2 separate regions of the Mus musculus genome follow, and region 1 is linked to region 2. The links are chromatin loops, found by intact Hi-C in ENCODE. Cell type or tissue: left cerebral cortex. All regions are shown on one strand. Links, peaks and the distances in the headings refer to the core of each region. The heading gives the core; the rest is flanking DNA.

Region 1 (16,390 bases), core at 3,618-11,617, 60 kb before region 2:
CCAAGTAGGTTTTATTACAGGGATGCAGGGATGGTTTAATATACAAAAATCTATCAATGTAATCCATTATATAAACAAACTCAAAGACAAAAACCACATGATCATCTCGTTAGATGCAGAAAAAGCATTTGACAAGATCCAACACCCATTCATGATAAAAGTGTTGGAAAGATCAGGAATTCAAGGCCCATACCTAAACATGATAAAAGCAATCTACAGCAAACCAGTAGCCAACATCAAAGTAAATGGAGAGAAGCTGGAAGCAATTCCACTAAAATCAGGGACTAGACAAGGCTGCCCACTTTCTCCCTACCTTTTCAACATAGTACTTGAAGTATTAGCCAGAGCAATTCGACAACAAAAGGAGATCAAGGGGATACAAATTGGAAAAGAGGAAGTCAAAATATCACTTTTTGCAGATGATATGATAGTATATATAAGTGACCCTAAAAATTCTACCAGAGAACTCCTAAACCTGATAAACAGCTTCGGTGAAGTAGCTGGATATAAAATAAACTCAAACAAGTCAATGGCCTTTCTCTATACAAAGAATAAACAGGCTGAGAAAGAAATTAGGGAAACAACACCCTTCTCAATAGTCACAAATAATATCAAATATCTTGGCGTGACTCTAACTAAGGAAGTGAAAGATCTGTATGATAAAAACTTCAAATCTCTGAAGAAAGAAATTAAGGAAGATCTCAGAAGATGGAAAGATCTCCCATGCTCATGGATTGGCAGGATCAACATTGTAAAAATGGCTATCTTGCCAAAAGCAATCTACAGATTCAATGCAATCCCCATCAAAATTCCAACTCAATTCTTCACCGAATTGGAAGGAGCAATTTGCAAATTTGTCTGGAATAACAAAAAACCTAGGATAGCAAAAAGTCTTCTCAAGGATAAAAGAACTTCTGGCGGAATCACCATGCCAGACCTAAAGCTTTACTACAGAGCAATTGTGATAAAAACTGCATGGTACTGGTATAGAGACAGACAAGTAGACCAATGGAATAGAATTGAAGACCCAGAAATGAACCCTAACACCTTTGGTCACTTGATCTTTGACAAGGGAGCTAAAACCATCCAGTGGAAGAAAGACAGCATTTTCAACAATTGGTGCTGGCACAACTGGTTGTTATCGTGTAGAAGAATGCGAATCGATCCATACTTATCTCCTTGTACTAAGGTCAAATCTAAGTGGATCAAGGAACTTCACATAAAACCAGAGACACTGAAACTTATAGAGGAGAAAGTGGGGAAAAGCCTTGAAGATATGGGTACAGGGGAAAAATTCCTGAACAGAACAGCAATGGCTTGTGCTGTAAGATCGAGAATTGACAAATGGGACCTAATGAAACTCCAAAGTTTCTGCAAGGCAAAAGACACCGTCAATAAGACAAAAAGACCACCAACAGATTGGGAAAGGATCTTTACCTATCCTAAATCAGATAGGGGACTAATATCCAACATATATAAAGAACTCAAGAAGGTGGACTTCAGAAAATCAAATAACCCCATTAAAAAATGGGGCTCAGAACTGAACAAAGAATTCTCACCTGAGGAATACCGAATGGCAGAGAAGCACCTGAAAAAATGTTCAACATCCTTAATCATCAGGGAAATGCAAATCAAAACAACCCTGAGATTCCACCTCACACCAGTCAGAATGGCTAAGATCAAAAATTCAGGTGACAGCAGATGCTGGCAAGGATGTGGAGAAAGAGGAACACTCCTCCATTGTTGGTGGGAGTGCAGGCTTGTACAACCACTCTGGAAATCAGTCTGGCGGTTCCTCAGAAAATTGGACATAGTACTACCAGAGGATCCAGCAATACCTCTCCTGGGCATATATCCAGAAGATGCCCCAAGTGGTAAGAAGGACACATGCTCCACTATGTTCATAGCAGCCTTATTTATAATAGCCAGAAGCTGGAAAGAACCTAGATGCCCCTCAACAGAGGAATGGATACAGAAAATGTGGTACATCTACACAATGGAGTACTACTCAGCTATTAAAAAGAATGAATTTATGAAATTCCTAGCCAAATGGATGGACCTGGAGGGCATCATCCTGAGTGAGGTAACACATTCACAAAGAAACTCACACAATATGTACTCACTGATAAGTGGATATTAGCCCCAAACCTAGGATACCCAAGATATAAGATATAATTTGCTAAACACATGAAACTCAAGAAGACTGAAGACTGAAGTGTGGACACTATGCCCCTCCTTAGATTTGGGAACAAAACACCCATGGAAGGAGTTACAGAGACAAAGTTTGGAGCTGAGATGAAAGGATGGACCATGTAGAGACTGCCATATCCAGGGATCCACCCCATAATCAGCATCCAAACGCTGACACCATTGCATACACTAGCAAGATTTTATCGAAAGGACCCAGATGTAGCTGTCTCTTGTGAGACTATGCCAGGGCCTAGCAAACACAGAAGTGGATGCTCACAGTCAGCTAATGGATGGATCATAGGGCTCCCAATGGAGGAGCTAGAGAAAGTAGCCAAGGAGCTAAAGGGATCTGCAACCCTATAGGTGGAACAACATTATGAACTAACCAGTACCCCGGAGCTCTTGACTCTAGCTTCATATATATCAAAAGATGGCCTAGTCGGCCATCACTGGAAAGAGAGGCCCATTGGACTTGCAAACTTTATATGCCCCAGTACAGGGGAACACCAGGGTCAAAAAGGGGGAGTGGGTGGGCAGGGGTTTGGGGGTGGGTGGATATGGGGGACTTTTGGTATAGCATTCGAAATGTAAATGAGCTAAATACCTAATAAAAAATGGAAAAAAATCCTCTACCAGCATCATGAGATATGATTTTAAATTCGAATCGTCCTTTTTGAGTTTGTTGGAATATCCAGGACTTGCAGTGTTGGGAGTGCTAGGTTCTGATGATGCTGAGTGGTTTTGGTTTCCATTAGTAAGGTTCTTATGTTTGCCTTTCACCATCTGGTAATATCTGGTGTTAGCTGTTATAGCTGTCCCTGGCTGGAACATGTTCCTCCTGTGATTCTGTTAGACTCTGTCAGCACTCCTGGGATTCCAACTCTCTCCTGAGCCTCAGTGTTCACTGCACTCTCTGCAGGCAAGCTCTCCTCTTGCTGGGAAAATGCCCAGAGTTCTGGAGCTCAACTCTTCCTCCTGGCTGAAGATGAAGGCCAGATAGGGACCCTGTCCAAGAAGCTATGCTGTTTTTGAAGCCCCCACTTTCTCCTGTAGACTGGTCTCTGAGGGATGTGGCATACAAGATGGCGATCTCACTTGGTCCCGTGGTCAGAGTCCTATCTCGAGGCTGACTCTCCTCTGGCAGGGAAAGTGTGCAGGGGTCTGGAGCTCAGCTCTGACTGCTGGCTGAAGATGAAGGCCCGAAAAGGACCCTGTCCAAGAAAGTATGTTGCTTCTGCAGCCCACTTGCTCTCCTGTGCCATGTGCAGTCTTCTTATGTCTGCTCTCTAGGGCAGCCTTGGAAAGCAAAGTCTTTGTGGGTGCTGAGCCTGGCTCAGCAGTGATCAGCATAGCTGGATGGACACAGCTTCATGGTGCAAGGGAAACAGTGAATCACTGAGGTCCAGGAGAGACCCTGGGGCTATGAATCACCGTCCTAGGTCTGTACCATACAGCTCTGTAGCTCAACTCCCATCTGACAAAGACTGTTTCTCCCACACAGCACAGGAGACTTACCATGTCTGAGCACTCATGTTCTTCTGCCTAATTCTCCAAGGACATAGATTAGTGGTGGGGTGTACAGAGATCAACAGTGAATGAATGAGGCATTTGTAAGCATAAGACACCTCACAGGGGCCTTGTTCTTTCTGATATCTGCACAGCACTGCTATCTAATGAGACCATTAAAAGAAACAATTCCAAACCCAGGCAGGGTGAAAACAGTAGCCTTAAAGCATGAACCTGAGACTCAGCATAACCCTACCTGTGAAGGTGAAATGGTCACAGCCTTTCAGCAGGTGGCAAGCTAAAGCTAAGGATAGCAAGACTCTCACTTATTCATGTCCTAGTTGACACAGGACCCTAAGAATGTGAAACCTGGGACTCACTGAGTGTTATCTACAGTGATCCACTCATGCTGAACATTAACTGTGAGGATAACAGTGCTAATCATATTAAATATCAAGTGTGTTAATAACTTCCTTCACATTCTTGCTACAACTGTCTAAATACTGAGGGATAAAGCCAGGACACTTTGTCGCTACTGGGTTCATGACACAGACCCTCTGAACCCTATGAAGACCAGGACATCTTGGTCTAGGCCAAGCATATGCAGCCAGGCCAAGAATTGAGCTATAATGGGTTGGAGGGACTTCTCTTGCCTAGAAAAGCTCATGGTGATGGAGTACAGGGGACATCTTGGACTCAGACTTTATGAACACATGGGTACTTAGTGTGGTTCTTCTCTGTGTATGCTGTTGAGGGAACAGAGCTCATGCATGCCACATGAGTACTCTTTTACAAAGCTGCACCCTAGCTCTGACTGGGACCTGTTTAACTGATGGTATAGCACACATACTATATCCTTTTATAGGCCAGGATTTCTCCTTCCCTCTGCTGACATCACATATGGCTTTATTCTGTTTGCTCCAATGGCTCAGATGTCCTGCTGATATTCCCCTCAAACATCCATTACCATGCAGTGTCAAATCTCAATCTCTCCTGCCATGCAGTCTCCTACCCTCTTGCACATTAGTCTTGGATTATCAATGGGAAGCCCTTGTCTTGCTCCCAAGAGCTCTTTATTCCCAGCAACACCACTACTACTAATGGATTCTATATTTCCCTCGTCTAGAACTTGACAACCAGCCTCAATAGGACAACAGGGAGAGAAACATACATGTCTTGGTAAATGGATTATTAAAATGTCAGTATTGGTGTAACCACCGCCTCTGTCTCTGGGAGTTGAAGTTTCTGAAGGAGGACTAATGCACTAAGGAGCCAAGAGCACTTCAGAAAGGCTTTCTGACCGCACCCCCGTGTTCCCCATCTGAAATGCTGCCAGCATCCATTGAGTCTCCTAATGTGGAAAAAAAGCTGGTGAAGAGGAGAGACAGAAGCTGAGAGTAGATGCAAAGGCTGAGCCAGTATCTAAATGGCAACTGAAGAAGTGAATGAAACAAAAATAGTGGGACAAGCAAAGGGAACAGGACAAGGAAAAATGAAAAGAAAAACGCAAGAGAAAGGAATTAGAACAACGTCAGCTGGAGTCCAACTCAGATGGAAACAACAGGAAGTGTATTGGGAGTGATGTTGCTCATAGCAGCCTCAGCCTGGTCATCGACTGTAGCATTGATGACTTGATGGTGTTAAAGGATATTAAGAAACTTCATAAACAGATTCAATGATGTTATGCAGAAAACCACCAGGCATCTCATCCAGTGCAGTTTTACTTGACAAGCCGTGGAGGTCAATTGAAGAAGAACATGGATGAGAACGACCATTGATGGGCAACTGGAAGAATATTCACATCAAATCTGAGCACTATAGTGAACTCATAAAAAAAGAAGAACTGGTTTTTCTGACATCAGACTCACCTAATGTACTGAAGGACTTAGATGAGTCAAAGGCCTACATGATTGGAGGGCTAGTGGACCACAACCATCACAAGGAACTCACATTTAAACAAGCATCCAGTTACTGAATCGAACATGCCCAGCTCCTGCCCAGCTCCTGTCACATCTGTTCTCGACCAGCAAGACCAGCAAGAATGACATGACCACCAGTTCTTCTAACAGCAGTTTATTCAGCAAGCTTCAGTCTTCATCTCTTTCCCCTGAACCCCGGGCCTCTCACTCTTATATACTCTCAGCCCCCATCCACTCACGGCAGGCCACGTCACCTCACCAGGCACATGGCTTCAGCCAATCAGCGTGGCAGGGACGCTTCTCCACCAAATATAGACTTGTTTACACCACCAGCTCTGCATCTGGCAGGTGCCATCTTTAAGGTGTGGCTCGGGCAGCCTAAGGGGGAGGCTACAGCCTCCTACAAGCTCCCTCTTGCAGATTTTGTGAAGATGAATAGTTGAAAAGTCCTGGCGGTTAACCATGTGTATGAAATTATCCTGGAGTTCTTGGAAACAAGAGACTGGCAAGAGGCATTTTTTACAATCTTGCCCCAAAAGAAAGGGGCTGTTCCTGCACATAAGGCCTGTGAAAGTTCTCCTCAGGACCACCAGTCCCTGCCAGAAGGATGGGACAGTGCCAGTGAGGAAGAGCACTGCAGGGCTGATCCTGACTCACTACACAAGGAGGAGCAGGGCCAGCCAAGCAGCCTGGTTCTGCAGTGAGCCATGTCCTACATACAGTAACTTCCCCTGTTCTCCTCTCACTTAAGAGAAACCAGACAGTGTGTTCGGTGCTTTGCAGAATGCTCAGACTGTGAGAACATTTTCTCTAGTCTATGTTGTGGAATTTTAAATCTATTTTAAGAGTTAAATAATAATGAAAAAAAAAAAAACCTTTAAACACCAAGAAAGGATAGTTTGGTTTTGTGTAAGAAGACTTAAAGATATGATTTCAAAATTGCTTTAAGCCTCAAATCAGTCATGGAGGATGTGGTATGCAAGTCTGCCTCTGTTCATCATTCACTGGAACATATCCTTCAGGACGTGCCTTCTGACCCTTGAGCTTGGTTCTTTTATATTCCTACCTGTGTCTTTTAGTCTGATGTCTGTTCGGTGGAGCAGATATTCATAACTGTTCTCTGTGTCTTCTAGAATGTTGAACTTTGGAAGCTACACTTTTTTTCTGTAGTAGACAAAACTACGCCCTAGAAAAAGCAAGAAAGTAACCCTTCAACAAACCTAAAAGAAGACAGCCACAAGAACAAAATGCCAACTCTAAAAACAAATATAATAGGAAGCAACAATTACTTTTCCTTAATATCTCTTAATATCAGTGGACTCAGTTCCCCAATAAAAAGACATAGACTAACAAATTGGCTACACAAACAGGACCCAACATTTTGCTGCTTACAGGAAACCCATCTCAGGGAAAAAGACAGACACTACCTCAGAGTGAAAGGCTGGAAAACAATTTTCCAAGGAAATGGTCTGAAGAAACAAGCTGGAGTAGCCATTCTAATATCGAATAAAATCAACTTCCAACCCAAAGTTATCAAAAAGACAAGGAGGAGCATTTCATACTCAGCAAAGGTAAAATCTTCCAAGAGGAACTCTCAATTCTGAATACCTATGCTCCAAATATAAGGGCAGCCACATTCATCAAAGAAACTTTAGCAAGGCTCAAAGCACACATTGCACCTCACACAATAATAATGGGAGAATTCAACATACCACTTTCATCAATGGACATATTGTGGAAACAGAAACTAAACAGTGACACAGTGAAACTAACAGAAATTATGAAACAAATGGATCTAACAGATATCTACAAAACATTTTATCCTAAAACAAAAGGATATACCTTCTTCTCAGCACCTCATGGTACCTGCTCCAAAACTTACCATATAATTGGTCACAAAACAGGACTCAACAGATACAAAAATATTGAAATGCATCCTATCAGATCACCATGGACTAAGGCTGATCTTCAATAACAACATAAATAATAGAAAGCCAATATTCATATGGAAACTGAACAACACTCTACCCAATGATACCTTGGTCAAGTAAGGAATAAAGAAAGAAATTAAAGACTGTTTAGAGTTTAATGAAAATGAAGCCACAACATATCCAAACATAATGGACACAATGAAAGCATTTCTAAGAGGAAAACTCATAGCTCTAAATGCCTCCAAAAAGAAACTAGAGAGAGCACACATTAACAGCTTGACAACACACCTAAAAGCTCTAGAACAAAAGGAAGCACATTTACCCAAGAGGATTAGATGGCAGGAAATAATCAAACTCAGGGGAAAAATCAACCAAGTAGAAAGAAGAAGAACTATTCAAAGAATCAACCAAAGGAGGAGCTGGTTCTTTGAGAAATTTAACAAGAGAGGTAAACCCTTATCCAGACTCACTAGAGGGCACAGACACAGCATCCTAATTAACAAAATTAGAAATGAAAAGGGAGACATAACAACCGATCCTGAAGAAATTCAAAACACCATCAGATCCTCCTACAAGAGGCTATACTCAACAAAACCGGAAAACCTGGATGAAAAGGACAAATTTCTAGACAGATACCAGGTACCAAAGTTAAATCAGTATCAGGTTAAAGATCTAAACAGTCCTATATTCCCTAAAAAAATAGAAGCAGTCATTAATAGTCTCCCAACCAAAAAGAGCTCAGGACCAGATGGGTTTAATGCAGAGTTCTATCAGACCTTCAAAGAATATCTAATTCCAGTTCTTCATAAACCATTCCACAACTTAGAAGGAGAAGGTACTCTACCCAATTCATTCTATGAAGCCACAATTACTCTTATACGTAAACCACAGAAAGTCCCAACAAAGATAGAGAACTTCAGACCAATTTCACTTATGAATATCGATGCAAAAATACTCAATAAAATTATCGGTAACTGAACCCAAGAACACATCAAAGCAATCATCCATTCTGACCAAGTAGGTTTCATTCCAGGGATGCAGGCATGGTTTAATATATGGAAATCCATCAACGCAATTCACTATATAAACAAACACAAAGACAAAAACCACATGATCATCTTCTTAGATATGGAGAAAGCATTTGACAAAATCCAATACCCATTCATGATAAAAGTCTTGAAAAAAATCAGGAAATTGAGGCCCATACCAAATATGATAAAAGCAATCTACAGCAAACCAGTAGCCAACATCAAAGTAAATGGAGAGATGCTAGAAGCAATCCCACTAAAATCAGGGACTAGACAAGGCTGCCCACTTTCTTCTGTCTTATTCAACATAGTACTTGAAGTCCTAGCCAGAGCAATTCAAAAACAAGAGGAGATCAAGGGTATACAAATTGGAAAGGAAGAAGACAAAATATTATTGTTTGCAGATGATATTTTAGTATACATAAGTGACCCTAAAAATTCCACCAGAGGATTCCTAGACCTGATAAATACCTTCAGTGAAGTAGCTGGATTTAAAATTAACTCAAACAAGTCAATGGCCTTTCTCTACACAAAGGATAAACAGGCTGATAAAGAAATTAGGGAAACAACTCCCTTCACAATAGTCACAAATAGTATAAAATATCTTGGCGTGACTCTAACTAAGGAAGTGAAAGATCTGTAGGATAAGAACTTCAAGTCTCTGAAGAAAGAAATTAAAGAAGATCTCAGAAGATGGAAAGATCTCCCATGCTCATGGATTGTCAGCATCAATATAGTAAAAATGGCTATCTTGCCAAAAGCAATCTACAGATTCAATGCAATCCCCATCAAAATTCCAACTCAAATCTTCAACGAACTAGAAAGTGCAATTTGCAAATTCATCTGGAATAATAAAAAACCTAGGATAGCAGAAACTCTTCTCAGTGATAAAAGAACCTGTTGTGGAATCACCATGCCTGACCTAAAGCTGTACTACAGGGCAATTGTGATAAAACTGCATGGTACTGGCATAGTGACAGACAAGTAGACCAATGGAATAGAATCAAGACCCAGAAATGAACCCACACACCTATGGTCACTTGATCTTCAAAAGGGAGCTAAAACCATCCAGTGGAAAAAAGACAGCATTTTCAACAAATGGTATTGACACAACTGGTGGTTATCATGTAGAAGAATGCGAATTGATCCATTCCTATCTCCTTGTACTAAGGTCAAATCTAAGTGGATCATGGAACTTCACATAAAACCAGAGACACTGAAACGTATAGAGGAGAAAGTGGGGAAAGCCTTGAAGATATGGGCACAGGGGAAAAATTCCTGAATAGAACAACAATGGCTTATGCTGTAAGACTGAGAATCAACAAATGGGACCTCCTAAAATTGCAAAGCTTCTGCAAGGCAAAAGACACCGTCAATAAGACAAAAAGGCCACCGACAGATTGGGAAAGGATCTTTACCAATCCTAAATCAGATAGGGGACTAATATCCAATATATATAAAGAACTCAAGAAGGTGGACTCCAGAAAATCAAATAACCGTAGTAAAAAATGGGGCCCAGAGATAAACAAAGTATTCTCACCTGAGGAATACTGAATGGCTGAGAAGCACCTGAAAAAAATATTCAGCATCCTTAATCATCAGGGAAATGCAAATCCAAACAACCCTGAGATCCCACCTCACACCAGTCAGAATTGCTAAGATCAAAAATTCAGGTGACAACAGATACTGGTGAGGATATGGAGAAAGAGGAACACTTCTCCATTGTTGGTGGGATTGCAAGTTTGTACAACCACTTTGGAAATCAGTCTGGCGGTTGATCAGAAAATTGGACATAGTACTACCGGAGGATCCCCCAATACCTCTCCTGGGCATATATCCAGAAGATGTTCCAACTCATTAGAAGGACACATGCTCCCCTATGTTCATACCAGCCTTCTTTATAATAGCCAGAAGCTGGAAAGAACCCAGATGTCCCTCAACAGAGGAATGGATACAGAAAATGTTGTACATTTACAATGGAGTACTACTCAGTTATTAAAAAGAATGAATTTATGAAATTCCTAGGCAAATGGATGGACCTCGTGGGCATCATCCTGAGTGAGGTAACACAATCAAAAAGAACTCACACGATATGTACTCACTGATAAGTGGATATTAACCTAGAAACTTAGAATACCCAAGATACAAGATAAAATTTGCAAAACACATGAAACTCAACAAAAACGAAGACCAAAGTGTGGACATTTTGCTCCTTTTTAATATTCGGAAGAAAACACCATTGGAAGGAGTTACAGAGACAAAGTTTGGAGCTGAGACGAAAGGATGGACCATCTAAAGACTGTGATACCTGGGGATCCATCCCATAATCAGCCTCCAAATGCAGACACCAATGCATACACCAGCAAGATTTTCCTGAAAGGATCCAGATGTAGCTGTCTCTTGTGAGGCTATGCTGGGGCCTGGCAAAAACAGAAGTGCATGCACACAGTCAGCTATTGGATTGATCACAGGGCCCCAATGGAGGATCTAGAGAAAGTACCCAGGGAGCTAATAGGGTCTGCAACCCTATAGGTGAAACAACAATATGAACTAACCAGTACCCCCGAGAGCTCGTGTCTCTAGCTGCATATGTAGCAGAAGTTGGCCTAGTCGGCTATCATTGGGAAGAGAGGCCCCTTGGTCTTGCAATCTTTATATGCCTCAGTACCCAGGAACACCAGGGCCAAGAAGTGGGAGTGGGTGGGTAGGGGAGTGTGTGTGTGTGTGGGAGGGCCTGAAGGACTTTTGGGATAGCATTTGAAATGTAAATGAAGAAAATACCTAATTAAAAAAATACATAAAAAAGAATCATTTATCTTGGTAATGATATTGAGATGCAAAGTGTTGCTGTTTTCATGCTTAAGACATGAGAAAATTCTCAAAGTTAAAATACAAATAAAATTCAATTGAGGAGAGCCATTAAAAAAAAAGATGATGTGGATTTTCATTGTGTCATCTTCTCCTGCCTTCTTGTCCCCTCCATTCACTCTTATGATCCCCATGACCCTGAAGTATCACTCAGTACTTGGATCCAAGCTCATGATTTTTAATTCCAAATTCTCCCAGTTCCTTTTTTTTTTTTCAGCTTGTGATTGGCTTCTGTTCTGATTCTAGTAAAGCCAGAAGAGGCAGGGGAGACGATTGTGCCTGGGGGGGCCTGTCCTGAGTAAGGATGATATTGATGCTTTAAGACACCCTTGTATTTACTCTTGAGAATGTCAGTGGTGTTCATCAGAGCATCCCTGAGCTCAAATTATGCTAACTTGGAAGAGTGAAACCAACCAAATGTAGATTACCCTGAGTGGTCCTGGCTCTGAGTACTCCAGCATATGTGGTGTCAAGAGAGAGAGAGGGAGAGAGAGAGAGAGAGAGAGAGAGAGAGAGAGAGAGAGAGAGAGAGAGAGAGAGAGAGAGAGAGAGAGAGAGAACTTCCTGTGGTGTCTCCCTTTGGAGAAGGAGGACTTGACAATTTAACACAGTGTCCTTGTTAGTTTTAACTTTCACCTTGACACAGCCAGAAGTCACCTGGTGGAAAAGTCTACACTGAATAATTTACTTAACAGCTCTGTCTGAGGACATGTTTGTGAGTGATTGTCTTTTTTTTTTTTCTTTCCATTTTTTATTAGGTATTTAGCTCATTTACATTTCCAATGCTATACCAAAAGTCCCCCATACCCACCCACCCCCACTCCCCTACCCGCCCACTCCCCCTTTTTGGCCCTGGCGTTCCCCTGTTCTGGGGCATATAAAGTTTGTGTGTCCAATGGGCCTCTCTTTCCAGTGATGGCCGACTAGGCCATCCTTTGATACATATGCAGCTAGAGTCAAGAGCTCCAGGGTACTGGTTAGTTCATAATGTTGATCCACCTATAGGGTTGCAGATCCCTTTAGCTCCTTGGGTACGTTCTCTAGCTCCTCCATTGGGAGCCCTGTGATCCATCCATTAGCTGACTGTGGGCATCCACTTCTGTGTTTGCTAGGCCCCGGCATAGTCTCACAAGAGACAGCTACATCTGGGTCCTTTCGATAAAATCTTGCTAGTGTATGCAATGGTGTCAGCGTTTGGATGCTGATTATGGGGTGGATCCCTGGATAATGCAGTTTCTACATGGTCCATCCTTTCATCTCAGCTCCAAACTTTGTCTCTGTAACTCCTTCCAAGGGTGTTTTGTTCCCACTTCTAAGGAGGGGTATAGTGTCCACACTTCAGTCTTCATTTTTCTTGAGTTTCATGTGTTTAGGAAATTGTATCTTATATCTTGGGTATCCTAGGTTTTGGGCTAATATCCACTTATCAGTGAGTACATATTGTGTGAGTTCCTTTGTGAATGTGTTACCTCACTCAGGATGATGCCCTCCAGGTCCATCCATTTGGCTAGGAATTTCATAAATTCATTCTTTTTAATAGCTGAGTAGTACTCCATTGTGTAGATGTACCACATTTTCTGTATCCATTCCTCTGTTGAGGGGCATCTGGGTTCTTTCCAGCTTCTGGCTATTATAAATAAGGCTGCTATGAACATAGTGGAGCATGTGTCCTTCTTACCAGTTGGGGCATCTTCTGGATATATGCCCAGGAGAGGTATTGCTGGATCCTCTGGTAGTACTATGTCCAATTTTCTGAGGAACCGCCAGACGGATTTCCAGAGTGGTTGTACAAGCCTGCAATCCCACCAACAATGGAGGAGTGTTCCTCTTTCTCCACATCCTTGCCAGCATCTGCTGTCACCTGAATTTTTGATCTTAGCCATTCTGACTGGTGTGAGGTGGAATCTCAGGGTTGTTTTGATTTGCATTTCCCTGATGATTAAGGATGTTGAACATTTTTTCAGGTGCTTCTCTGCCATTCGGTATTCCTCAGGTGAGAATTCTTTGTTCAGTTCTGAGCCCCATTTTTTAATGGGGTTATTTGATTTTCTGAAGTCCACCTTCTTGAGTTCTTTATATATGTTGGATATTAGTCCCCTATCTGATTTAGGATAGGTAAAGATCCTTTCCCAATCTGTTGGTGGTCTTTTTGTCTTATTGACGGTGTCTTTTGCCTTGCAGAAACTTTGGAGTTTCATTAGGTCCCATTTGTCAATTCTCGATCTTACAGCACAAGCCATTGCTGTTCTGTTCAGGAATTTTTCCCCTGTGCCCATATCTTCAAGGCTTTTCCCCACTTTCTCCTCTATAAGTTTCAGTGTCTCTGGTTTTATGTGAAGTTCTTTGATCCATTTAGATTTGACCTTAGTACAAGGAGATAAGTATGGATCGATTTGCATTCTTGTACATGATAACAACCAGTTGTGCCAGCACCAATTGTTGAAAATGCTGTCTTTCTTCCACTGGATGGTTTTAGCTCCCTTGTCGAAGATCAAGTGACCATAGGTGTGTGGGTTCATTTCTGGGTCTTCAATTCTATTCCATTGGTCTACTTGTCTGTCTCTATGTGAGTGATTGTCTTAATTGATGCAGAGGCCCAGGCCACTGTGGGCAGCAGCATCCCTAGCCAGATATACCTTGGTTGTATAAGAGAGGTAGCTAAGCATGAATCAGAGAATGAGACAGCAAATGAGCCAGCAAGGAACATGTGTTCTGCCTTGACTTCCTGCAGGGCTACACTATGACCCAGACCTGGACAGGAAATGCATGCTCTGCTCTCCTGAACTGCTTCTGTTCACAGTGTTTTTATCACAGCGAGAGAAAGAGACCTAGAGTAGTGTACAGGGAAGAGCAGTTGGCACTTCCATTTGAATCACTGCTGTGTTCCTTGTCCTCAGTAGGGGTTCCTCAGTATCCAGTGGACCAGGAGAAGAAGGGATTGAGACACCAGACATGAGCCAGTAAGTACAGATGCACCCCCATTTCCATTACTGTCCTCTCAATTGAGTTTGAAGAGAAACGAACCATGACATCTTTACACTGTCTTTTTGTAAGCAAAGGCTCCTTCCAAGGGGGTCTCATCCTCTGGATGCACACTTCATTAACTTTAGTCCCGGACTTGACAGGGAGAACCTGGAAGCCTGCCTCTACTCAACCTACACTAGATGGAAAATGGAGTTCTGCAGAGCCCAGTGAGCAGAATGATGGTCCCTGCATCCCACCTGTGCAGAAGGGATCAGGGCAGGTCATATTTGTGGTGTTGAACCCCCCTGCTGTAGCCCTAGGCATGAGACTGCAGTTCTCACAGTGAGCTACAAGGGGCAATGTCATGTTGCACACTCAACATTAGGATTATTGTTTCCTTGAGCTAGGAGACCTTGCCTAGGAGTCTGCTTTCCATTCCTGTCCCCACTAACCTTGATCTTCCTCCCTAGACCCAGCTGTGATTCTTTTGTCTGAGAAGACCCCTCTCTCTAGGGAACCTGAAAGTCTCCTCCCTCCTGTCATCTCCCATAGTATAAGACAGGATTGCTGATGGGGAATCACCCAGACAAAGGACAGAGCTGACCCAGGAAGACCAGCGAGAACTGTGCTCAGCCAACACACAGCACAGCCAACCCATAATGCTGCAGGGCCACTGGGCATTTCCTTCTGTGACTCAGACTGGATTGCACAGCTGCACAGGTGGCCATGCCATCAGCTAATTTTTCCGATGGCTTAGGAGACCTCACAAGAAGGTCAGGTTATCCAGGAGAGGGACAGAGTACATAGGTCCCCTTGATGATTCAAGTTCTCAGGGAGTAACTCTAAAGAATCCTCTCCTTGGAGCAAATGGTAGCCGACCCTGCTGATCTGGAGAGCTATCCTGCTCCAGTGTCAGGCCCTTGTTCATATTTAAGGCTATTTGTTGAGACTGTAACATTTTTTCCCTTTATTGTGCTGTTGCTGGGAAACTGAGACCCAGGGAACACAGTGGCCACATGAGCATCACACAGTCTACAGGTGACAGATGGGAAACACAAGTTCTCTGTCTCCAGGCACGTATGCAGTGTTCCAACCCTGGAACCTTCCCAGGTGTCTGTGAATCAGGGGGAAGCTGATGTTCATCTTGGTCATTAGCTGCTTAAGGGGACATCTTGTCCAAGAATTGAAAACAAGTGGACAGTTAGATCTAACTCCAGAACTTTGCCATGAGTCTCTCAAGTATTTCTGAAGAATTCCACTACTCCAAGGCCCACTTACTAGACAGGAAATTGTATTTTCTTGTGTGGGGTTGTCACTCAACACTCAGACAATTGTTTCCCTGAGCTATGACCTTGCCTAGGAGACTGTTTTCCATTCCTATCTCTAGTAACTTGGATCTCTCTCCCTATACCTTGATCTGTTTCCTGTGTTTATGGACACCCCTCTCTCTGTGGATCCTGAAATTTCCCTCTCTCTTGGCATCTTCCAAGGGTATCATAGGACTTTTGCTGCAGGATCTCCCAGACAAAGGACATAGGTGACCCAGGAAGACCAGAGGGCAGTTGGGCTCAGCCAACACACAGTTCAACCAACCCATAATGCTGGAATGTTGCCTGCAAACAGTTCATAAGAGGAGCCCACAGGCTTTCCAGGACATACAGGTCACTTCTTTAGCAACACCAAGAAAATGAAATTCCTCACACAGTTGCTCCTGGGACTCTGTCTTGGGTCAGGAACTTGACTGGTTAAATTAGTGATAAAGGGTTTATTTTCATTCCCAGTCATCACACAGCTGGTACCTTCCAAACCTCACTGACTTCTGTGTCACCTTCCTTTTGAGAAATCCTATTTTCCCAGTGCACTGAGGACACAGGGCAGACTGGGAGCTCTCATTGGCAATCTTTGAGTCTCAGGGACACTTAGGGAAGATAGAGGCTCCCTCTTTGATGCTGACAGACCCACGTCCAGGAGTCAGCAGATGTCA
Region 2 (16,390 bases), core at 5,357-13,356:
ATCTTCAATAACAACATAAATAATAGAAAGCCAACATTCACATGGAAACTGAACAACACTCTACCCAATGATACCTTGGTCAAGGAAGGAATAAAAAGAAATTAAAGACTGTTTAGAGTTTAATGAACATGAAGCCACAACATACCCAAACTTATGGGACACAATGAAAGCATTTCTAGGAGGAAAACTCATAGCTCTGAATGCCTCCAAAAATAAACTAGAGAGAGCACACACTAGCAGCTTGACAACACACCTAAAAGCTCTAGAACAAAAGGAAGCACATTTACCCAAGAGGATTAGATGGCAGGAAATAATCAAACTCAGGGGCAAAATCAACCAAGTAGAAAGAAGAAGAACTATTCAAAGAATTAACCAAACAAGGAGCTGGTTCTTTGAGAAATTCAACAAGAGAGGTAAACCCTTATCCAGACTCACTAGAGGGCACAGACACAGCATCCTAATTAACAAAATCAGAAATGAAAAGGGAGACATAACAACAGATCCTGAAGAAATCCAAAACACCATCAGATCCTTCTACAAAAGGCTATACTCAACAAAACCAGAGAACCTGGATGAAATGGACAAATTTCTAGACAGATAACAGGTACCAAAGTTAAATCAGTATCAGGTAAATGATCTAAACAGTCCTATATTCCCTAAAGAAATAGATGCAGTCATTAATAGTCTCCCAACCAAAAAAAGCTCAGGACCAGATGGGTTTAATGTAGAGTTCTATCAGACCTTCAAAGAATATCTAATTCCAGTTCTTCATAAACCATTCCACAAAATAGAAGCAGAAGGTACTCTACCCAATTCATTCTATGAAGCCACAAATACTCTTAAACCTAAACCACAGAAAGTCCCAACAAAGATAGAGAACTTCAGACCAATTTCACTTATGAATATTGATGCAAAAATACTCAATAAAATTCTCAGTAACAGAAGCCAAGAACACATCAAAACAATCATCCATTCTGACCAAGTAGGTTTCATTCCAGGGATGCAGGCATGGTTTAATATATGGAAATCCATCAACGCAATTCACTATATAAACAAACACAAAGACAAAAATCACATGATCCTCTCCTTAGATACGGAGAAAGCATTTGACAAAATCCAATACCCATTCATGATAAAAGTCTTGAAAAAAATCAGGAAATTGAGGCCCATACCAAATATGATAAAAGCAATCTACAGCAAACCAGTAGCCAACATCAAAGTAAATGGAGAGATGCTGGAAGCAATCCCACTAAAATCAGGGACTAGTCAAGGCTGCCCACTTTCTTCTGTCCTATTCAACATAGTACTTGAAGTCCTAGCCAGAGCAATTCGAAAACAAAAGGAGATCAAGGCTATACAAATTGGAAAGGAAGAAGACAAAATATTATTCTTTGCAGATGATATTTTAGTATACATAAGTGACCCTAAAAATTCCACCAGAGGATTCCTAAACCTAATAAATAGCTTCAGTGAAGTAGCTGGATATAAAATTAACTCAAACAAGTCAATGGCCTTTCTCTACACAAAGGATAAACAGGCTGATAAAGAAATTAGGGAAACAACTCCCTTCACAATAGTCACAAATAGTATAAAATATCTTGGCGTGACACTAACTAAGGAAGTGAAATATCTGTAGGATAAGAACTTCAAGTCTCTGAAGAAAGAAATTAAAGAAGATCTCAGAAGATGGAAAGATCTCCCATGCTCATGTACTGTCAGCCTCAATATATTAAAAATGGCTATCTTGCCAAAAGCAATCTACAGATTCAATGCAATCCCCATCAAAATTCCAACTCAAATCTTCAACGAATTAGAAAGCACAATTTGCAAATTCATCTGAAATAACAAAAAACCTAGGATAGCAGAAACTCTTCTCAATGATAAAAGAACCTGTTGTGGAATCACCATGCCTGACCTAAAGCTGTACTACAGGGCAATTGTGATAAAACTGCATGGTACTGGTATAGCGACAGACAAGTAAACCAATGGAATAGAATTGAACACCCAGAAATGAACCCTAACACCTATGGTCACTTGATCTTTGACAAGGGAGCTAAAACCATCCAGTGGAAAAAAGACAGCATTTTCAACAAATGGTGTTGACACAACTGGTGGTTATCATGTAGAAGAATGCGAATTGATCCATTCCTATCTCCTTGTACTAAGGTCAAATCTAAGTGGATCAAGGAACTCCACATAAAACCAGAGACACTGAAACATATAGAGGAGAAAGTGGGGAAAAGCCTTGAAGATATGGGCACAGGGGAAAAATGCCTGAATAGAACAACAATGGCTTATGCTGTAAGACTGAGAATCAACAAATGGGAACTCATAAAATTGCAAAGCTTCTGGAAGGCAAAAGACACCGTCAATAATTCAAAAAGGCCACCAACCGATTGGGAAAGTATCTTTACCAATCCTAAATCAGATAGTGGACTAATATCCAATATATATAAAGAACTCAAGAAGGTGAACTCCAGAAAATCAAATAACCCCACTAATTAAATGGGGCTCGGAGCTAAACAAAGTATTCTCACCTGAGGAATACTGAATGGCTGAGAAGCTCCTGAAAATATATTCAGCATCCTTAATCATCAGGGAAATGCAAATCAAAACAACCCCGAGATTCCACCTCACACCAGTCAGAATGGCTAAGATCAAAAATTCGGGTGACAACAGATACTGGCGAGGATATGGAGAAAGAGGAACACTTCTCCATTGTTGGTGGGATTGCAAGTTTGTACAACCACTCTGGAAATCAGTCTGACAGTTGATCAGAAAATTGGACATAATAGTACTGGAGGATCCCCCAATACCTCTCCTGGGCATATATCCAGAATATGTTCCAACTCATTAGAAGGACACATGCTCCCCTATGTTCATACCAGCCTTATTTATAATAGCCAGAAGGTGGAAAGAACCCAGATGTCCCTTAACAGAGGAATGGATACAGAAAATGTTGTACATTTATACAATGGAGTACTACTCAGCTATTAAAAAGAATGAATTTATGAAATTCCTAGGCAAATGGATGGACCTTGTGGGCATCATCCTGAGTGAGGTAACACAATTAAAAAGAACTCACATGATATGTACTCACTGATAAGTGGATACTAGCCCAGAAACTTAGAATACCCAAGATACAAGATAAAATTTGCAAAACACATGAAACTCAAGAAGAACGAAGACCAAAGTGTGGACATTTTGCCTCTTTTTAATATTGGGAAGAAAAGACCCATGGAAGGAGTTACAGAGCCACAGTTTGGAGCTGAGACGAAAGGATGGACCATCTAGAGACTGGGATACCTGGGGATCCATCCCATAATCAGCCTCCAAATGCCGACACCAATGCATACACCAGCAAGATTTTGCTGAAAGGATCCAGATGTAGCTGTCTCTTGTGAGGCTATGCTGAGGCCTGGCAAAAACAGAAGTGCATGCTCACAGTCAGCTATTGGATGGATCACAGGGCCCCAATGGAGGAGCTAGAGAAAGTACCCAGGGAGCTAAAGGGGTCTGCAACCCTATAGGTGGAACAACAATATGAACTAACCAGTACCCCCCAGAGCTCGTGTCTCTAGCTGCATATGTAGCAGAAGTTGGCCTAGTCGGCTATCATTGGGAGAGAGGCCCCTTGGTCTTGCAATCTTTATATGCCTCAGTACCCAGGAACACCAGGGCCAAGAAGTGGGAGTGGGTGGGTAGGGGAGTGTGTGTGTGTGTGGGAGGGCCTGAAGGACTTTTGGGATAGCATTTGAAATTTAAATGAAGAAAATATCTAATTAAAAAAATACATAAAAAAGAATCATTTATCTTGGTAATGATATTGAGATGCAAAGTGTTGCTGTTTTCATGCTTAAGACAGTGAGAAAATTCTCAAAGTTAAAATACAAATAAAATTCAATTGAAGATAGCCATTAAAAAAAAAGAAGATGTGGATTTTCATTGTGTCATCTTCTCCTGCCTTCTTGTCCCCTCCATTCACTTTTATGATCCCCATGACCCTAAAGAATCACTCAGTACTTGGATCCATGCTCATGATTTTTAATACCAAATTCTCCCAGTTCCTTTTATTTATTTATTTTTTTCATCTGGCGATTGGCTTCTGTTCTGATTCTAGTAAAGCCAGAAGAGGCAGGGGAGACGATTGTGCCTGGGGGGGCCTGTCCTGAGTAAGGATGATATTGATGCTTTAAGACACCCTTGTATTTACTCTTGAGAATGTCAGTGGTGTTCACCAGAGCATCCCTGAGCTCAAATTATGCTAATTTGGAAGAGTGAAACCAACCAAATGTAGATTATCCTGAGTGGTCCTGGCTCTGAGTACTCCAGCATATGTGGTGGAGAGAGAGAGAGAGAGAGAGAGAGAGAGAGAGAGAGAGAGAGAGAGAGAGAGAGAGAGAGAGAGAGAGGACTTCTTTCTTCTTTGGAGACGGGGAACTTCCTGTGGTGTCTCCCTTCGGAGAAGGAGGACTTGACAATTTAACACAGTGTCCTTGTTAGTTTTAACTGTCACCTTGACACAGCCAGAAGTCACCTGATGGAAAAGTCTACACTGAATAATTTCCTTAACAGCTGTGCTGAGGACATGTTTGTGAGTGATTGTCTTAATTGATGCAGGAGGCCCAGGCCACTGTGGGCAGCAGCATCCCTAGCCAGATTTACCTTGGTGGTATAAGAGAGGTAGCTAAGCATGAATCAGAGAATGAGACAGCAAATGAGCCAGCAAGGTGCATGTTTTCTGCCTTGACTTCCTTCAGGGCTACACTATGACCCAGACCTGGACAGGAAATGCATGCTCTGCTCTCCTGAACTGCTTCTGTCCACAGTGTTTTTATCACAGTGAGAGAAAGAGACCTAGAGCAGTGTACAGGGAAGAGCAGTTAGCACTTCCATTTGAATCACTGTTCTGTTCCCTGTCCTCAGTAGGGGTCCCTCAGTATCCAGTTGCCTGGAGAAGGAGGAATTGAGACACCAGACATGGGCCAGTGAGTATAGGTGCACCCCCCTTTCCATTACTGTCTTCTTGCTTGAGTCTGAAGAGAAATGAACTATGACATCTCTCCATGTCATTTTGTGAGCTCAGGGCTCCTCCCAAGGGGTCTCATCCTATGGATGCACACTTCATCCAACTTTAGTCCATGACTTGCCAGGGAAAACCTGAAAGTCTGTCTAGTCTCACCCTACACTAGATGGAAAAAGGAATTCTGCAGAGCACAGTGAGCAGAATGAGGGTCCTTGCATCCTACCTGTGGAGAAAGGATCAGGGCAGATCATATTTGTGGTGTTGAAGCCACCTGCTGTATCCCTAGGCATGAGACTGCAGTTTTCCCAGAGAACTACAGGGAGCAATATCATGTTGCTCACTCAACACTAGGACCATTGTTTCCTTGAGCTAGGAGACCTTGCCTAGAAGACTGCTTTCCATTCCTGTCCCCACTAACCTTGATCTCCCTCCCTAGACCTTGCTCTGTTTCTTTTGTCTGAGAAGACCCCTCTCTCTAGGGAAAGTGAAAGTCTCCTCCCTCCTGTCATCTCCCATAGTATAAGACAGGATTGCTGGTGGGGAATCACCCAGACAAAGGGCAGAGCTGACCCAGGACGACCAGTGAGAACTGTGCTCAGCCAACACACAGCACAGCCAACCCATAATGCTGCAGGGTCACTGCTCATCTCCTTCTTTGACTCAGACTGGAGTGCACAGCTGTACAGGTGCCAGGCCATCAGCTAACTGTTCTGATGGCTTATGAGACCTCACAGGAAGGTCAGAGTCTCCAGGAGAGGGATAGAGTACTTAGTTACCCTTGATGATTCATGTCCTCAGAGAGTAACTCTAAAGATTCTACTCCTTGGAACAAATGGTAGCAGACCCTGCTGATCTGGACAGCCATCCTGCCTCAGTGTCAGACCCTTGTTCATATTTAAGGCTACGTTGTAGACACTGTAACATTTTCCCCTTATTGTGCTGTTGCTGGGAAACTGAGACACAGGGAACACAGTGGCCACATGAGCATCACACAGTCTACAGGTGACAGATGTGAAGCACAAGTTCTCTGTCTCTAGCCACGTATGCATTGTTCCCACCCTGGAACTTTCTCAGGTGTCTATGAATCATGGAGAAGCTGATGTTAATCTTGGTCATCAGCTGCTTAAGGGGACATCTTGTCCAAGAACTGAAAACAAATGAACAGTTAGAATCGACTCCAGAACTTTGTCATGAGTCTCTCAAGTATTTCTGAAGAAATCCACCACTCCACAGCCCATCTACTAGACAGGAAGTTGTGTCTTCTTGTGTGGGGCTCTCACTCAACACTCAGACAATTGTTTCCCTGAGTTATGACTTTGCCTAGGAGACTGTTTTCCATTCCTGTCCCTACTAACTTGGATCTCCCTCCTTAGATCCTGGTCTTTTTCTTGTGTCCCCGGACACCCCTTTCTCCTGGCATCCTATAATTCCTCTCCCTTCTTGCATCTCCCAAGGGGAAGACAGGACTTTTGCTGCAGGATCATCCAGACAAAGGGTATTGGTGACCCAGGAAGACCAGAGAGCAGTTTGGCTCAGCAAACACAGTTAAACCAACCCATAATGCTGGAAGGTTGCCTGCAAACTGTCCATAGGATAGAAGCCAACAGTCCTTTCCAGGACACACAGGTCACATCTTTCCCAACACCAAGAAGATGAATTCCTCACACAGCTGCTCCCTGGCCTCTGTCTTGTGTTAGGAACTTGACTGGTTTCATTAGTGATAAAGGGTTTATCTTCATTCCCAGTCATCACACAACTGGTCCCTTCCAAACTTCACTGGCACCTGTGTCACCTTCCTGCTGGGAAATCCCACCTTCCCAGAGTACTGAAGACACAGGGCTGACTGGGAGCTCATCTGGGTCTATGTGTCTCAGGGACACATAGGAAAGATAGAGGTTCCCTCTTTGATGCTGACAGACTCATGTCCAGGAGTCAGCAGATATCAGCGCCTGGATGAATCATTGTTCTCTGAGGGCATGTCGATACTTATCATCTGTGTTGCTCAAGGTTTTGTTGGAGAAGAAACATAAAGAGAGAAAATGTGAGGAAGATTTGGGGCAGCACTGAGAGTGGAAGTGACTGAGCAGTGTCGTGGTCACAGACCCCACCACACACAGCCCATAGGATTCTGGGAAGTGCTCCTGCCTGAGAGAAAACTCAGCTCAGAAGGAGGAAGGACAGCAGAAGCCAGGTGCCTTGCAGGAGCTGAAGGTCTCCTCAGAGAAAGGCCAGTACAGTGAGAAGAGATATGGAGGCATCCTCTGAGCTTCTCAGCAATGGGTGTACCCCCTGGCAAAGGGTTCTGCTCACAGGTATGTGTTCCAGCTATCTGATTGTGTGTGGGAAGGGAAACTCCGAAAACAAAAATATTCTGTATAGGAGATGTCTAGAGAAAACTTGGGTATCTATTTGTAGTTGAGGTGAGGAAAGTGTAGTGAGGGACAGAGGCTCAGCAGCAGGAAGGTCTGAGCAGACAGGAGCTGATGAGGGGAGAGAAAATCCTCAGATGCCCCTATTCAAATCAGTCACATTGGCTAGCATTGGAATCCCAATGGAACCCACCTTGACAGAGTGAATATCCAAATAGGAGTCAAACTTTGATGGTCCAGCTAGATGGCTCAGTCTGTGGTGACAGGCCATTCTATCCCTATCTGCAAGGATAATTAGTGGTTAGTGGAGACCCAGGGCAAGGGAGTGAGAGAGTGGGAAGGAAAGAAACAATAAGAATGAGCACAAGTCAATCTTACTGCTCAAGCTCTGAAAACTTTATTCAGTAGTGGCAACATAAGCATAAACAAGAGGAGGGTCCAAGGGAGGGGGGAAGAGCCTGGAGGCTCTCTGAAGGTCAGGTGGCCATCTTCAGCTCCTGGAACCAACAACACAGTGTCCTCTCTACCCACAAACATTCTTACTGTTATGACCACATATGTTCTCTCAGGATTGTTTATGTAAGCTAGAAAATATCCACAAGGCCATGGCTGAGGCCATGGTTCCCAGCACCATTCTGAATTCATTACTCTGCTCTCACAGGGTAGATGGAGATACAGGCTCCTTCAGGCTCTGCTCTGCACTCCACACAGCTGTGTGTCATGCACCCACAATGTGCACACTGAGACACAAGCCTTCAGAAACCCACACATACAATACATAATTATTAAATCACACTTTAACGTAATGATTGTCATTTGCTCCAAACCTAGGAACTGCGTAGATGAATCCATGCAGATATCCTCCCTTTCTCCTTTACTTCTTTCCTTTTTCCTTTCTTTTCTTCTTTCTTTCTTTCTTTCTTTCTTTCTTTCTTTCTTTCTTTCTTTCTTTCTTTCTTTCTTTCTTTCTTTCTTTCTTTCTTTCTTTCCTTTCTTCCTTCCTTCCTTCCTTCCTTCCTTCCTTCCTTCCTTCCTTCTTTCTTTCCTACTTCCTTCCTTCTTTCCTTCCTTTCTCCCCTCCTTCTTTCCTTCCTTCTACCTGCCTTCTTTCCTTCCTTCTTTCTTTCCTTCCTTTGTTCGTTCGTTCATTCATTCATTCGTTCGTTCCTTCCTTCCTGTTTCCTTTGTTTTTTCCCTTCTTTTTCACTCCCATTATTTTCTGAGTTCTTTTCAGCTACTGAGCATTCCAAAAAGATAATTTTAATGGCTGTCTTCACAAAGCCTTTTCTAGTGAACCAGAAATCAGAGTATTCAGAGGAGAGAGTCAATGGTTTAATAGAGCTGCAAATAGAATAGAAAACAATTCAGAAAATGAGGATTATGTGCAGGGGTGGAGGAGGAGGAGGAGGAGGAGGAAGAGGAGGAGGAGGAGGAAAAGGAGGAGGAGGACATTAGAGAGTTCATTCTCTTCACAACAGACACTCTTTATATGAAGAGTGATATGGGGACACCTGAGTAGAGGATTCCACAGAGCAGAAACGACACCCTCTGAGGCTCTGAGGGCATGGAGGTAATGCTGCTCATCTCCATTCATGTCACACCCCTACCCATAGGTATAAGGCGAGGGATGCTCACGCCTGCTCATGATTGGTGGCTTATTTCTCTTCCCTTCTAGCCTCCCTCTTTACCTGCTGGCTCCTCTCCACTACTGCCCGAGTCACCATCCATTCACCGCTCCAAGTGGTTGAAGGAGAAAATGTTCTTCTACGAGTTGACAATCTGCCCGAGAATCTTCTAGCCTTTTCCTGGTATAGAGGCCTGAAAAATTGGCAGCTTGCAATTGCACTACATTTACTGGACTATAACACAAGTATGACAGGGCCTGATCACAGTGATAGAGAGATATTGTACAGCAATGGATCCCTATGGATCCAAAATGTCACCAAGGAGGACACAGGATATTATACTCTTCGAACCATAAGCAAACATGGAGAACTGGTATCAAATACATCCACATTTCTTCAGGTGTACTGTAAGTAATTCTTTGTGAACTCTGGGTGCTGGGTTGGGTCCCTCCACTAGGCACATAGAAGTGTCAGGCCTGGCCTGTGTCTCCTTTCCCTCTGCATTGTGTCTCCATGTTGGGGCTTGAGCATTTAGTGCAGGACACACATGGAGGAGAACAAAGTCAATTGTGCAGAATCCTTCATTTGATTTTACATTGGAGAAATCTGGATGCAGGGTGGGCAAGTCAGCCAAGGACATCAGCCTCTGTCTAGACCCTTGGGTTCCTTCATAGGGAAACATCCTTGAAAAAGTCCTTGAGGAAAGAAAGAAGGTCCAGTGGAAGCTATGGGCATCTTACAGAGCTGAGTACAAGAAACCCCTTGCTCCACACCTCTGTTCCAGCCTCACCTCCTGTGGGACCTGAGAATCTTTGTGTTAGGGTTGGATCTTGACTTTCTGTCTGCAGAGAAGAGTGTTGTAGTCAATGTCTTGCTGCATGTGGAACCAACCAGTGTATTGCCATGAGAGCCAGGATTAGTCTGTGTATCCTGGTCACACTAGTGACCCAAAGGGAGACAACAGCAGGGCAGATTCCCAGTCCATTAACTCATTGTCCTGATGGGCTTAAGAGTCTTTCAGAAAGACCAGGGTCCCATGAGGGAGGGAGAGAAGACACAGATCCTACTGACAAATTCTTTTCTTTTGGGGTCAGTACATTCTCTCCTATAAGCAAATGGGACAGGCTGCAATGATGTGGACAGTTCCCCAGACATGAATTGCAGTTCCCATAGTGAAGAGCAGGCATAGCCTGGTGCCACTCAAGGAATACTAATAAACCTATATGCCTGAGTCAGGACCTCACCTTGTATCTTTTCTTTTATCTTTTGCCTGTATATCTGGAGGTCCCTGTCATAGTCTCCTCAGACCGTTTTGTTGCTTTCTGTACCTGCTACCCTGCTAGGGGTTCATGTTCACGTTCCAGACATGTATTTTCTCTGGGAATGAAAAGGTGTCCTATGGGAATTATGTAGACAGAGTTTTAAGGCATCTCAGAAAGGCCACTGTGCACAGGGATCACATGAGACACAGCTCAGCCAGCAGAGGAAGTGTGAACACTGTCTTAAAACCCTGTAATTGATGATGGAGCCCATAGCAATCATTCTAGAACCCAGGTCACCTCCTCTCACACACTCGCGCTGTGGGCTCCTGACCCACCTGCTCCTGGGCCTTTCTCCTCCTTCACCATCCTGCCTGGTGCCTGCAGTGAGAATGATCTGTCCCCGTCCTCACTCATCCTGCAGCTGGCCCCTTTGGATCCCTCATAGATATCTCTGTCACCTTCCTCCTGAAATCAAATCCCGTCTTTCCAGAGCACTGAGAACACAGGGCAGACTGTGTGCCCAGCTGGGATTCTGTGTTGCACAGAGAGTGCAGTGGCTCCCTCTTTGTTGCTGACTGACCCAGGATGAGAACACAACTGAGGGCCACCCCTGGGAGAGCTGCTGTTGTCTCAGTGCTCAGAGATGCTCAGAAGGTTGTTTGTCACTGTGTACTCTGGAGGGCTTAAACAGAAAGAGCCAAGAGGAGAGGGTTGGTGATTCAGAGAATTTACAGGGTAGAGAACACAGAGCCACCCACCCACAGCCCAATATGCTTCTGTCTGGGAGGAGCCTGAGGCTATATGAGGAACGGGCAATTTGGGCTGTACCAGATATGATACAGATAGAGGCCATATCAGGCCAGAATCCAGGAAAGTCCCCAGTTACTGTCTGCCAAGATTATACTCCCTGTCAGGCCCTCCTGATCATGGATGAGGAGCCCACACTTTACAAAGTGTGAGGAGAGAGGACTCAGCTATCCTTTGGAGTCTCCTCAGGAACTCAATGACCTGAGAGGAGTCTCAGGGTTTGTAGGAGAGAAGCCACAGTGGGACAGAGGTTCAGCAGCAGCAGGAGGCTCTTGGTGAAGAAGTACGGGCTGGGGGAGAGTGTTCTCCCCCACAGTTAATCAGCATGAGCACAGGGTTCTGAAGTCTGCTGCTCTCAGCTGTGAAGTCCCAATAAAATTCCACCTGGTGTTGATCAGTGACATGGCTCAGTGGATATCTGCATTTACTTCTTTGTCTGACAACCTTTGAAGCAGTGAATACAATTTGTCTTCTCACCTCCACCTAGGGAAGGTGTCCTGCTACCACCGCCACCCACTGAGAAACACACATACAGAGAGGCATGATCTCATGGGCGAGTGTTCACCTGTGCATGCATTCCCCCCCCCCCAGAATGTAACAAAAAAACAAAACAAAAACAAAACCAAAGGTAATGGACTTATTGAATACTGTACCGCAAACATATGAATGTGACCATTATCTTGCATGGTCCTGTGACATCATTCATTCATTCATTCATTCATTCCCCACAGATATTTGATGTGTTTTTAGGCAGCCTTTCTTTAAAAAAAGAAGACCACTACTGGGTCTCACAATTCTCTAGCCCTAGTGGACAGGAAGACAGACAAGTAAAGAAAGCTAGAAGGTGATCAGGTGTCAGAGTGAACCATTAAAGGAACAGAAATACAACAATAGAGTCAGAGAGTGAAGACAGAATGCTGGGGAAGGGGTCAGGAGGCAGTACTCCAACACCATCTACACTGAGTGTGAGCAGGGATCTCAGGGGAATGAAGCAGGACTGTGTAGACACCCAAGGAGAGAGCACCATACAGAGGAAATGACAAGTGAGGGACACGGAACACATGGAGGTAATGTGGTGACTGCCACCAAGTAGGGAAGGGAGACCCTCACTCACACACCTCAGCTGAGCTATGGACACAGCTGATCAGGACACAGGGTGCCATCTCAGTCAAATATGAAAGTCCTAATATCGATGGATCTCTCTTCCCTTCTAGCCTCTCATTTCACCTGTGGGCGCCCTTCCTTCCCTGCCAAGCTCACTATTGAATCAGTGCCGCCCAGAGTTGCTGAAGGAGGAAGTGTTTTTCTCCGTGTTCACAATCTTCCAGAGTATCTTCAATTATTTTTTTGGTACAAAGGGGTGATTATGACTAACAAGGTTGAGATTGTCAGACACAGAACACTCAAGAATTTAAGCGATCCAGGCCCTGCCCACAGCGGTAGAGAGACAGTGTTCAGCAATGGATCCCTGCTGCTCCAGAATGTCACCTGGAAAGACACTGGATTCTACACCCTACAAACTCTGAATCGATATCGGAAAATGGAACTAGCACACATTTACCTTCAGGTTGACAGTAAGTGATTCTCTGTGATCATTCAGTGCTGGTTGGGGCTTCTACCAGGAGCACTGTCACTGCTGGCATGTGACTACCTCCTGTCTGCACTTTTATCCCTATATTGGGGTTTGACTACTCTATGCAGGACACACATGTAGGAGAGAAATGCCCATGGGTCAGACTCTGCTTTCTGACATCCACTTGTATCTCAGAGGACCTAAGATGCCAGACTGCTCTGTCTGTTGAGGCTCTTGCAATGCACACAAGGAAAGTGTGGAGTCCATTCAGAATAGTGCGCACTGGCAAGCTCTGGTCCTGGTTGTCTATCCCAGGCTTGACTAAAAATGTCCTGGGTTCCATTTTTCTAGGACATTACCCTTACTTCTGCTCTGTGCAGAGAGTGAACAATGGTTTTTGGCTATCTTTATCAATCCAGTGTGCTTATTATCACTAAACAGCAGAGTTTCATAAAAAAAAAAACCAACACAAAACAAAACAAAAAACAACAGAAGAAATCAAAGTATCCCAGCATAGTTTTAGACAGAATGGAAGGGTGCTGCTTCCTGCCTGTCTCTTCACACCTTGCTCATCCTTATCTTATAGCAAATGGGATTATGAGTCTAGGGATGTAAATGCTCACAGTGGACTGGTTCCTCCCAGTTAAAAGATTTGCTATAGACCTGCCCAGCAGTCATTCTGGTATTTGTATTTTTAGTTGAGGCTCCCTGTTTCAAATGACTCTGGCTTGTATCAAGTTGACATAAATCATGACAGTATAATTCCTGGGCCTTCTAAGAAGAGCAGCCTGCCCCAAGCCCTTACCCAGCCCTAGTCCTGGGGCCTGCAGGCAGAGCAGGAAGAACATGTATAAGGTGAGGTCAGAGGTTGAGTGCAGGTACAAAGAAATGAGAAAAGTCAGAAAGTGAGCAGGTTGGATAGACGCCCCCACAGACCTGTCTAGGCTGAGTGAAGAATCCATCTGTTTAGAATACATGTCACCATCTTTCCACCAAGCACAATGATCCCATGTGATAATTTTTTTCCTTTTCCTTCCAGCCTCCCTTTCCCCATGCTGTGACACTCTTGACTCTGCCCAACTCAGGATCGATCCAGTGACTCGGCATGCTACTGAAGGGGAAAGTGTTCTTTTCCAGGTCTATAATCTGCCAAAAGATCCACAAGCCTTTTCCTGGTACAAAGGCGTAGATAGCAATCCATACTTCAAAACTGTAGAATATAGCAAAGCAAGGTATTCCATGCTCATTGGCCAATCATACAGCAGAAGAGAGATTGGGTACCTTAATGGATCCCTGCTGCTCCAGGATTTGACTGAGAAAGACTCTGGCTTGTACACACTAATAACAATAGACAGCAATGTGAAAGTTGAAACCTTGCACGTGCAAATCAACGTCCACAGTAAGTGACTCTCTATGGCTTCCTACTGCTGGGTGTGGCTTACCCTATTTCATAATTGTACTCTAAGAAGTGGGCTATGCCTGCTCTCTCCACCACTGCATTGTGTTCTCACATTGGCATTTGGGCACTTACAGCTGGGTACACATGGGGTGGTCCAACAGCATTAGATCAGAACCTGTCACCTGTCTTTTAATAGAGAAGTACCCATCCTGTGCTGGATAAACTCAGCCCAAGAATGTCAGACTCTGCCCTGACCCTTGGGCCTCTTACCATGCCCATATCTCTGATATAGACTCCATGTGTGTTAGATAAGCCTTAGTTGAGGAAGCTGTGGTGTCCCACACAGAGCACCAGGAGGCCTGGAAGCAAATCTCTGTGAGTTTAGATTGCAGGTGACAATGGGAAATGTTTATGTTATTGGTTGGCTTTAGATTCCTGTTAGAGCAGACATGGTACAAGGTTGATATGGCATGTGTCACCATCCAGTGCACTGTCATGAGAGCCACAGTTATGATAGTTCCCCTGGACATCTTTCACAGAGACACATCCAGGAATGCACTGCTGGAGAGGACAATCTGGGCTCCAGGGCATTAACTAGCTGTTTGGATGGCCTTATGAGACTTTGCAGGAAGGCCAGAGTCTCAAAGGTGATGGACAATGGACACAGGTCCTCCTGGCACGTGTTCTTTCTCTGTTGTGTATCTCCTGGAATTCTCTCCTGCAGGTTAACAATTTAAGTGTTGCTAACTGGAGAGCACCAAGAATGAGGGGCAATTCTGTTCCTGCACACTAGATGGTGAAGTAATTTAGCACAGGACTTGAGAGTCTGCCCAGTCTCCTGAGGCTCTTTACATGCTCAGAATGGCAGAAAACTCAGAAAAGTAACTTGGGAAACCATTCACTTGGGGTGTAGCCTGGCTCCATTCCTCACCCTACAGATGTTGTATTCTCATGGGCAGTCTTTCAGACCTACTAAGCACATTACTCTGTCAGAGCATAGTGTGTTAACATGTTCCCAGCTCTCCCTGGTATGTCCCATAGGGAATCACCTAGACAGAGGACATCTGCCTCCCAGGAAGGACATGGGCAGACCCTGGATGAGGCTCAGGTAACACAGGATGCTGAGAGTCCCTCTGAAATTCTTCTTAGGTTTATGGGGTGACTGTCCTCACTCTGGGGTCTAGGTGACCTCTTGCTTCAAAGTCACAAGAAACTCTCCACATAATTGCTCCTGTGTCTCATGACAATGTACCCTGACTGATGACTCTAGTGAGCATGGGTCTGTCCCTTTCCTAGACATCAGTCAGCAGGTCCCTTTTCAGTCCTTACAGACATCTTTGTCACCTTCCTGCAGGTAGTACATTCCACAGCACTGAGAAAGAAGGGCAGCTTAGGATCCTGTGCCGTAAAGGACACATTGGTAGAACACAGCAAGGGCAGTCTTGTGTTGAGCTGTTGCTGCCCAGGGTGCAGAGATGATTATCAGTCTTGTGCTTGCCATCATTCATGATAGCAGTCAGCATCACCCTGGGAAACCCTCCAGCCTGGGTGGAGGCTGAACTCAAAGGGAGGAAGACTGCAGAGCTTGTGGGGCAGTGCTGGAGTAAATGCTGTTCACCTCAGAGGGAGGGCAGTGCAGCTGCTGCAGCCATGATGACCCACTGTGTACTTCTCTGCAATGCTTACAGCCCTTGATATTGTCCTCTGCTCACTGGTGAGGAGGACAGTGCCTGACTGTGTGGGAGGAGGGGAACTCAGAGGCTTGCTGGAATCTCCTAAGGCAGAGGATGAGGAAGGGTCTCTCAAGTGACCACCGACCTCTATCTAGGTGCTATAACCTGTCCATAAGCATACACTCAGCATGGTGTACACCTGCTTCTTCACACAGCTCCAAACATGTCTATTCCATACACCTTTGTGTGATGATTCCAGCTGGAGTTTTAACCAGTGTCAGTAGTTCCAAATATGAGAATTTCATTAGCATCTTGACATTCAAGATCTTTGGATATTTGCCTATCTACCCACAGGTATTCAAGCCTGTTTAGGGACTGGACCTTCTCAAAATATCAAATTAGATTTTTTTTCTAACAAAGCTCTAGGTGTAATGGGATGTAAGACAGATCAGGAAGGCCTGAAGTGAAGTCAGGTATTGACTGGACCAGAATGGTGGTTGAGATGTAAAAACCTGGGGTCTCTATTGGAAGAAAAAAAATTGAGAAAAAGTTTCCCTATAACTCACATCTTCTAAGGGGGAGCAGGCTTGTGGAGACAGTGAGGGTGGAGACACAGGAGGATAAAGTTCCCCACAGAGGAAGGAACATACAGTTAG

Evidence for each region. Hi-C counts contacts between places; a loop is a spot of excess contacts. Peaks named below come from ENCODE experiments on the same cell type or tissue, not always from the same donor. Only the 100,000 strongest peaks of a DNase experiment are listed, where the experiment ranks them.
Region 1: a loop joins it to region 2, with 2.4 times the contacts of the local background. A loop is called at or near these places in 2 of 42 quality-filtered maps.

What each region holds. Positions count from the first base shown.
Region 1 is chr7:18,616,617-18,633,006 of GRCm38, reverse strand. It overlaps the pseudogene Gm19092. Among named protein-coding and RNA genes, the nearest start is that of Psg23, 8.3 kb to the right of the region's middle. In left cerebral cortex, for the core only: no CTCF peak of the experiment used is centred there; no DNase peak of the experiment used is centred there.
Region 2 is chr7:18,558,011-18,574,400 of GRCm38, reverse strand. Psg27 (pregnancy-specific glycoprotein 27) reads left to right here and starts at 7,096. Exons shown (of 5, transcript NM_001037168.1): 1 at 7,096-7,338; 2 at 9,071-9,427; 3 at 12,304-12,663; 4 at 13,702-14,061. The coding sequence starts at 7,275. In left cerebral cortex, for the core only: no CTCF peak of the experiment used is centred there; no DNase peak of the experiment used is centred there.